Regions from separate parts of the Homo sapiens genome. Here region 1 is linked to region 2. Evidence: read pairs that join two places in POLR2A ChIA-PET (ENCODE). Cell type or tissue: Panc1. All regions are shown on one strand. Each heading gives the region's core, and the rest is flanking DNA. Links, peaks and the distances in the headings are about the cores only.

The links. Peaks named below come from ENCODE experiments on the same cell type or tissue, not always from the same donor. Only the 100,000 strongest peaks of a DNase experiment are listed, where the experiment ranks them.
Region 1: POLR2A ChIA-PET joins it to region 2 with 11 read pairs; 3 of 35 experiments call an interaction of 5 or more read pairs at or near these places.

Annotation. Positions count from the first base shown.
Region 1 is chr10:63,259,762-63,262,683 of GRCh38, reverse strand. All of the region lies in intron 3 of JMJD1C (jumonji domain containing 1C), which reads left to right. LOC124900287 (a long non-coding RNA gene) reads left to right here and starts at 1,297. Exons shown (of 2, transcript XR_007062158.1): 1 at 1,297-2,922. In Panc1, for the core only: no CTCF peak of the experiment used is centred there; no DNase peak of the experiment used is centred there.
Region 2 is chr10:63,681,394-63,684,315 of GRCh38, reverse strand. All of the region lies in intron 2 of LOC107984238 (a long non-coding RNA gene), which reads left to right. The region is part of intron 1 of LOC124902438 (a long non-coding RNA gene); the gene reads right to left. Among named protein-coding and RNA genes, the nearest start is that of REEP3, 160 kb to the right of the region's middle. In Panc1, for the core only: no CTCF peak of the experiment used is centred there; no DNase peak of the experiment used is centred there.

The sequences.
Region 1 (2,922 bases), core at 251-2,750, 420 kb after region 2:
AGAAGGATGCCATATCTTCCAGAAGTGAAGTGATTGACTTGACATTTTAACCATTGTGTTTCTGAAAAATGTGAATTCCGAGTTCAAAGAAATCAGTAGGAATTAACATGAGAGCACTTGATTTGGGATCTAGCATACCTTAGTTTTAGAATTTCTTACGAATTTTAGACTAAGTGCTGGTTTATAGCAGAGCTTTTCTATGTGCATTTTTTATAGTTAGGGTTTTTAAATAAGATCAGGTTATAAATATAAAAATATTTTCTCCCATGTGTAAATGATAGACATTTATCTTATTTTGAATGAAAATTTACTACAGATACCTAAGATGGTTAAATTTATTTATTTAAATAAATCTTATGAAATACAGAAATGTTCTAGAAAGAAGAAAAAAAAATTTAGAGTTCGTGTAATTACAATGGCTCTATACCAGATTGATTGTTTTCTAACCAGTTGTCCAAGCAGTACATTAAATTCCTTAGCTTCTTAAAATGGCAGCTGTTACTGGCATAAATTTTGTAAATAGTGCCTTGACCTATCTCAACCTTAGGGTAACCCTCTGTAAGTCAAGGGGAGTTTGGGTACACTTGAATAAGCTTTTTAATTGAGCTTATTTCTTTCTCACTTTTTAAAATTTCATGAGGCAGTTTCTTAATATGGATGCTAATTATCCTTTATAAACTTTTTAAGTAGGTGGGGGAAAATTCTCTTTGGAAATGGCCTTTGTGTATATTATTTTTTAGTCTAGAGTGGTAGGTACATGTAAGTTTTTAAAATTTCCAGAAATGATGCTTTGCTGTGAATCTAATTAAATGTTTTCAGTGGGAATTCCCAGTCTGCCACCTTTATCCTTGATTTCTCAGCATTTTATTCAGTAGCAGTATGTTTTTCTTTAGTTTCCTTTACAAGTTGCACAGCCTTATTCTTCATTAAATCAGAATGATAAACTAAGGTAGTGGTTAGGAAACAGATGAGTCAGGATTAATACAAGTCCTTTCACTTTTAAGTCATTGGTTTGAAGCCCACTCTTTTCTCTGAATGATTTGAATGTATTGAATATCAGATAGCAAGTATTAAGTTAGTTAACCTGGTCAGCTTTTTTTCTTCTTCTTCTTTTTTTTTCTGTCGCTCAGGCTGGAGTGCTGTGGCACAATCTCAGCTCACTGCAACCTCCGCCTCCCGGTTTCAAGAAATTCTTCTGCCTCATCCTCCTGAGTAACTGGGATTACAGGTGTGCACCACCACTCCCAGCTAATATTTGTATTTTCAGTAGAGATGGGTTTTCGCCATGTTGACCAGGCTGGTCTTGAACTCCTGACCTCAGATGATCCACCCCGCCTTGGCCTCCAAAAGTACTGAGAATACAGTTGTGAGCCACTGCGCCCGGCACTGGTCAGATTTTTGGGTGACGTTTAGTTGGGTATTCCAGGATGCAATCATTATATATTATAGTTTTTAGTATTTTGGAAAGAAACATGACTAAAAAGAGAAATTGAACCAACATTTTCAGAGAGTATAATGGATATATATTAATTAGGCCACTGAAGCAACAGGCCTCGATATTGTTAAGTGTCTTTCTCCTTCCCTGTGCACACAAATAAGTTTCTACTTCCTCCTTTTAGGTTTCCTGATCATGCCTGGCTACACTTAACATTCTTTGAAGTAGGGGGGAAGGGAAAAGGGAGAGGAAGCAGTGGGGAAATCTGCAGATTCTACTGTGTTTTTTAGCTAGCTGGGAAGAAGGAGGAGAAAATAAATTATTGCTTCTTAAAGGTACTTTTAATAGTTTTTTGTTACGCCAGGCACGGTGGCTCATGCCTGTAATCCCAGCACTTTGAGAAGCCGAAGCGGGCGGATCATGAGGTCAGGAGTTCGAGACCACCCTGGCCAACATGGTGAAATGCAGTCTCTACTAAAAATACAAAAAAAAATTAACCGGCGTGGTGGCGGGCGCCTGTAATCCCAGCTACTTTGGAGGCTGAAGCAGGAGAATCGCTTGAACCTGGGAGGCAGAGGTTTCAGTGAGCCGAGACCGCGCCACTGCACTCTAGCCTGGGCAACAGAGCGTGACTACATCTCAAAAAAAAATAGTTTTTTTTTTGTTGTTACTATAATCTCTGTGGTATTGTTGCTTTACTTTGGAGTATGATTATAGAAGTTCAAAAAAACTTTCCATTAAATTTTGATAACAGTTTTGATCACATTCACATAAAAATTTTGATAATGAAATGAAATATTTAGCTTTTAGCATGATTTTGAAATCATTTTATCATGGATTTTGGCTACTGGCCGTGCACACACCTACAGTTTTCAGGTTGGGGTTGCTTCATAGAGAATGTGGAAGAGATTATTTCTTACCTGAAAGTTGTACATGATTCATACCAACTAACCTGGCTTGGTCTGGCTTGTTAGTCCAGTATTTTTAGGCATCACATTCCTCTTTGCTTTTAAATGTAATAAAGAAATAAAACAAAGGTCACTAGTTAAAACCGTTAGAGATTTGATACGGAATGTGGTTGTCCAAAATTATACCGCATGTTTATCTTACAGTATATTAAAATTCATTGTAGTAATGAGGTGTTTTCCCTAAAATAAGGTAGAATCATAAATCCTAGACCTGAAGGAATGATTCCATTAGAAGTTCTGGATCCCAGCTACTCTGGAGGCTGAGGCAAGAGAATCACTTGAACCCAGGAGGTGGAGGTTGCAGTGAGCCGAGATCACACCATTGCACTCCAGCCTGGGCAATAAGAGTGAAACTCTGTCTCAAAAAAAAAGTTCTGTATCATAATGAGCTGATAAAGTTTGGAGATAAGACTGTTAATACTACAGTTCTATCATTGTAGAGTATGGACATTGAACTACAGTACTTTACTAAATACTAAATACAGTACTGTTGTGCTGTGAATTGCTGGTTGAAGGGAA
Region 2 (2,922 bases), core at 290-2,789:
GTCCTCTTTTTTTTTTTGGAGACGGAGTCTTGCTCTGTCACCCAGGCTAGAATGCAGTGGCATGATCTTGGCTCACTGCAACCTCCGCCTCCTGGGTTCAAGCAATTCTCCTGCCTCAGCCTCCCAAGTAGCTGGGACTACAGGGACCTGCCACCACGCCCAGCTAATTTTTTGTATTTTAGTAGAGATGGGGTTTCACCGTGTTGCCCAGGCTGGTCTCGAACTCCTGAACTCAGGTAGTCCGCCTGCCTCGGCCTCCCAAAGTGTTAGGATTACAGGTATGAGCCACCAGGCCGGGACTTAGTCCTCTTTTAGCCTCACTTCCCTTCTACTCCTGCAGCCCTGACGCCACCTATTTTGAGGCTTTTCAGGGTTGTGTGGCATAAATCCAGTTGGTTCTCATCTTCACAGCGTCAGTTTAGGATTTGGCATTCTCAGGTTTACTGAGTCAGTACCCACTACTGCATCGGCTTTCCAGCTTCTAAAATGCTGCTGCTGTGGATTCCCATTGGCATGTGCAACAAAACACAAACTAAGCCTAGGTGTTACACGAAAAATCAAGCGTCTGTTTTGTGTGATTTCTAGGTAGGTTCCTACTGTTCGGTTGGGGAGGCAACCACAGTCTTCTTGTTGCCTTAGGTTTATGCCTTTAATTAAAGATTCCTCTATGTGTAGCTGAAGTGGGAGTGCAGGAAGAATTGAAATTATATCCGTGTATCTTTACCTGACAGTTTATATAACCATATAACTACAGTTTAATTGCTTACATCTTTTGTAGAGCTTAAATATGACATAATTAGTTAATGAAAAGATTGAGAAACCACAGTAAAGTTATGAAGGCATCATCCTGCCTCCCCATAGATAGAGATCTTGAAAACTTCATCTATGTTTAGACAGGGCAGAATCATAGAGTTTGAGACCACAAAGTCCAACACTCTCCTTCTTATTTTCAAGAAAAGGAAACTGTTCAGAGAGTTGACACAATTTATTCATAAACGTTAGTAGCAGAACTAAAATTATCTGCAGAATCTCCTGATTGTGGGTTAAAGTTTTTTTGTTACAGGTCCAAAGCCAGGAGCTAGCGTTTTTTTCATAGTTGACTAAACGGTTTCCCTATATATTCAATTCTTATTTAATTTAGGTTTTTCTCTACTAACAACATTTGCATTTCCTTTTTTTTTTTTTTTTTTTTGGAGACAAGGTCTCACTCTGTCACCCAGGCTGGAGTGTAGTGGCGCAATCTCAGCTAACTGCAACCTCTGCCTCCTGAGTTCAAGTGATTCTCATACCTCAGCCTCCCCAGTAGCTGGGATTACAGGCACGCACCACCATGCTCAGCTCATTTCTTTGTATTTTTAGTAGAGACAGGGTTTCACCATGTTGGCCAGGCTGGTCTTGAACTCCTAACCTCAAATGATCTGCCTGCCTTAGCCTCCCACAGTGCTGGGATTACAGGCGTGAAACCACCACTCCCGGCCAACATTCACATTTCTTAGAGGTCTCAGCAATCACACCCCAAGCAAGAAAAACTAAATTTACACATATTACTTGAAACAGTTATCCAACCAGATATTTTTATGTGAAAAATCTATTCTGAAGTAAGTGACAAATAAGAAAATATTAATCAGTTTCTCATGCTTGATTAATCTGGGCTAGCTCAGGCCTCCTCCTTCACATTATCACTTAGCCAGAGAGATAGAGATCAGATGACTGTACGCCAAGGAAGACCTGGGTTTCATTTGGTTTAGGGCACTCACTGAGTTACTCACTGTTCCTACAGATGGACGTCTTCAATTTTATACTCAGACTTACATTTCCATTCCCTTGGGTGATGTGTTGCAACATCCCCTCTGATTTTCCATGTTGTCTTAGGAACACAGCCTTCTAAGGGATTCAGGAAGCACACACACCAACAAGGATTCAATCACGAACATTCATTCCATTTAAGCAAAGTTGACTCCCTGCCTTTTCTCCTTTGCAAACCAATGTGTGCAATAGCTTATAGATAATTATGCATTCATTTGAAGACTTCAAGAACAGGGGACTCAGGCAGAATTTGTCAAAGCAAAGAAAATGATCAGATAGTTTTCATATCTCAGAGTTTTCAAACTCTGCCAAATAACTCCATAAAAATGTCCAATAAACACACACACACACACACACACACACACACACCGCTGAGCTACTGATAAAGTATTTCTGAATAAGTGAGTCTTCCAGAATGTTTTCACTTGTTATTCTTTTTTTTTCACAGAAAAACTTTATAAAATTCATTTATTTACTTGACTTCAGAAATCTAAACCAAATTTGTAAATACTTGAGTAAGAAGCAGATAGGACAAATGGAGGGAAAGTTCCATTCCTCAGACACATTCTTTAACTTAGCAGCAGCAACACTACCCTCAAACACACACCATTCTCTACTGATTGTGATAAAGGATCTTAAATATTGGATAGTTTGACATTAAATATAATGCTAGAATGTGAAGTAACCAGATTGCAAGATGATTCACAGATCCTTGATTTGTGATTTTATTTTATTTTTTGATTTGTGATTTTAAATGTGAGCATGAGATAATATTTCCGTGGGGCTTTATATTTACCTGTGCCTGACGTGGCCCAGAATTACCTGCCACAGTGAAGACAGGTAAATGGATGCAAATCAGCTGCCTGCCATTAAATTCTTCTGCTTCTCAAAATCATTAGGACAAGTTGGGAATGCAGTACAGCTCAGCCCTGCACTTCCCTTAGTCTAGTCTCTCGGGTTCAGTACAGCGTCCCCAGTTTCCATTCTTCTGGGAATGGAAGACAACATTCCTTTCACAAGAGCCTTCCATTCAGCATGAAGGAAAAATGGAAACCAAGGAATAAACAGATGCATAAAGCTGCATACACTTCTCCTTCCTGTGTTCTTTCTCCTCTG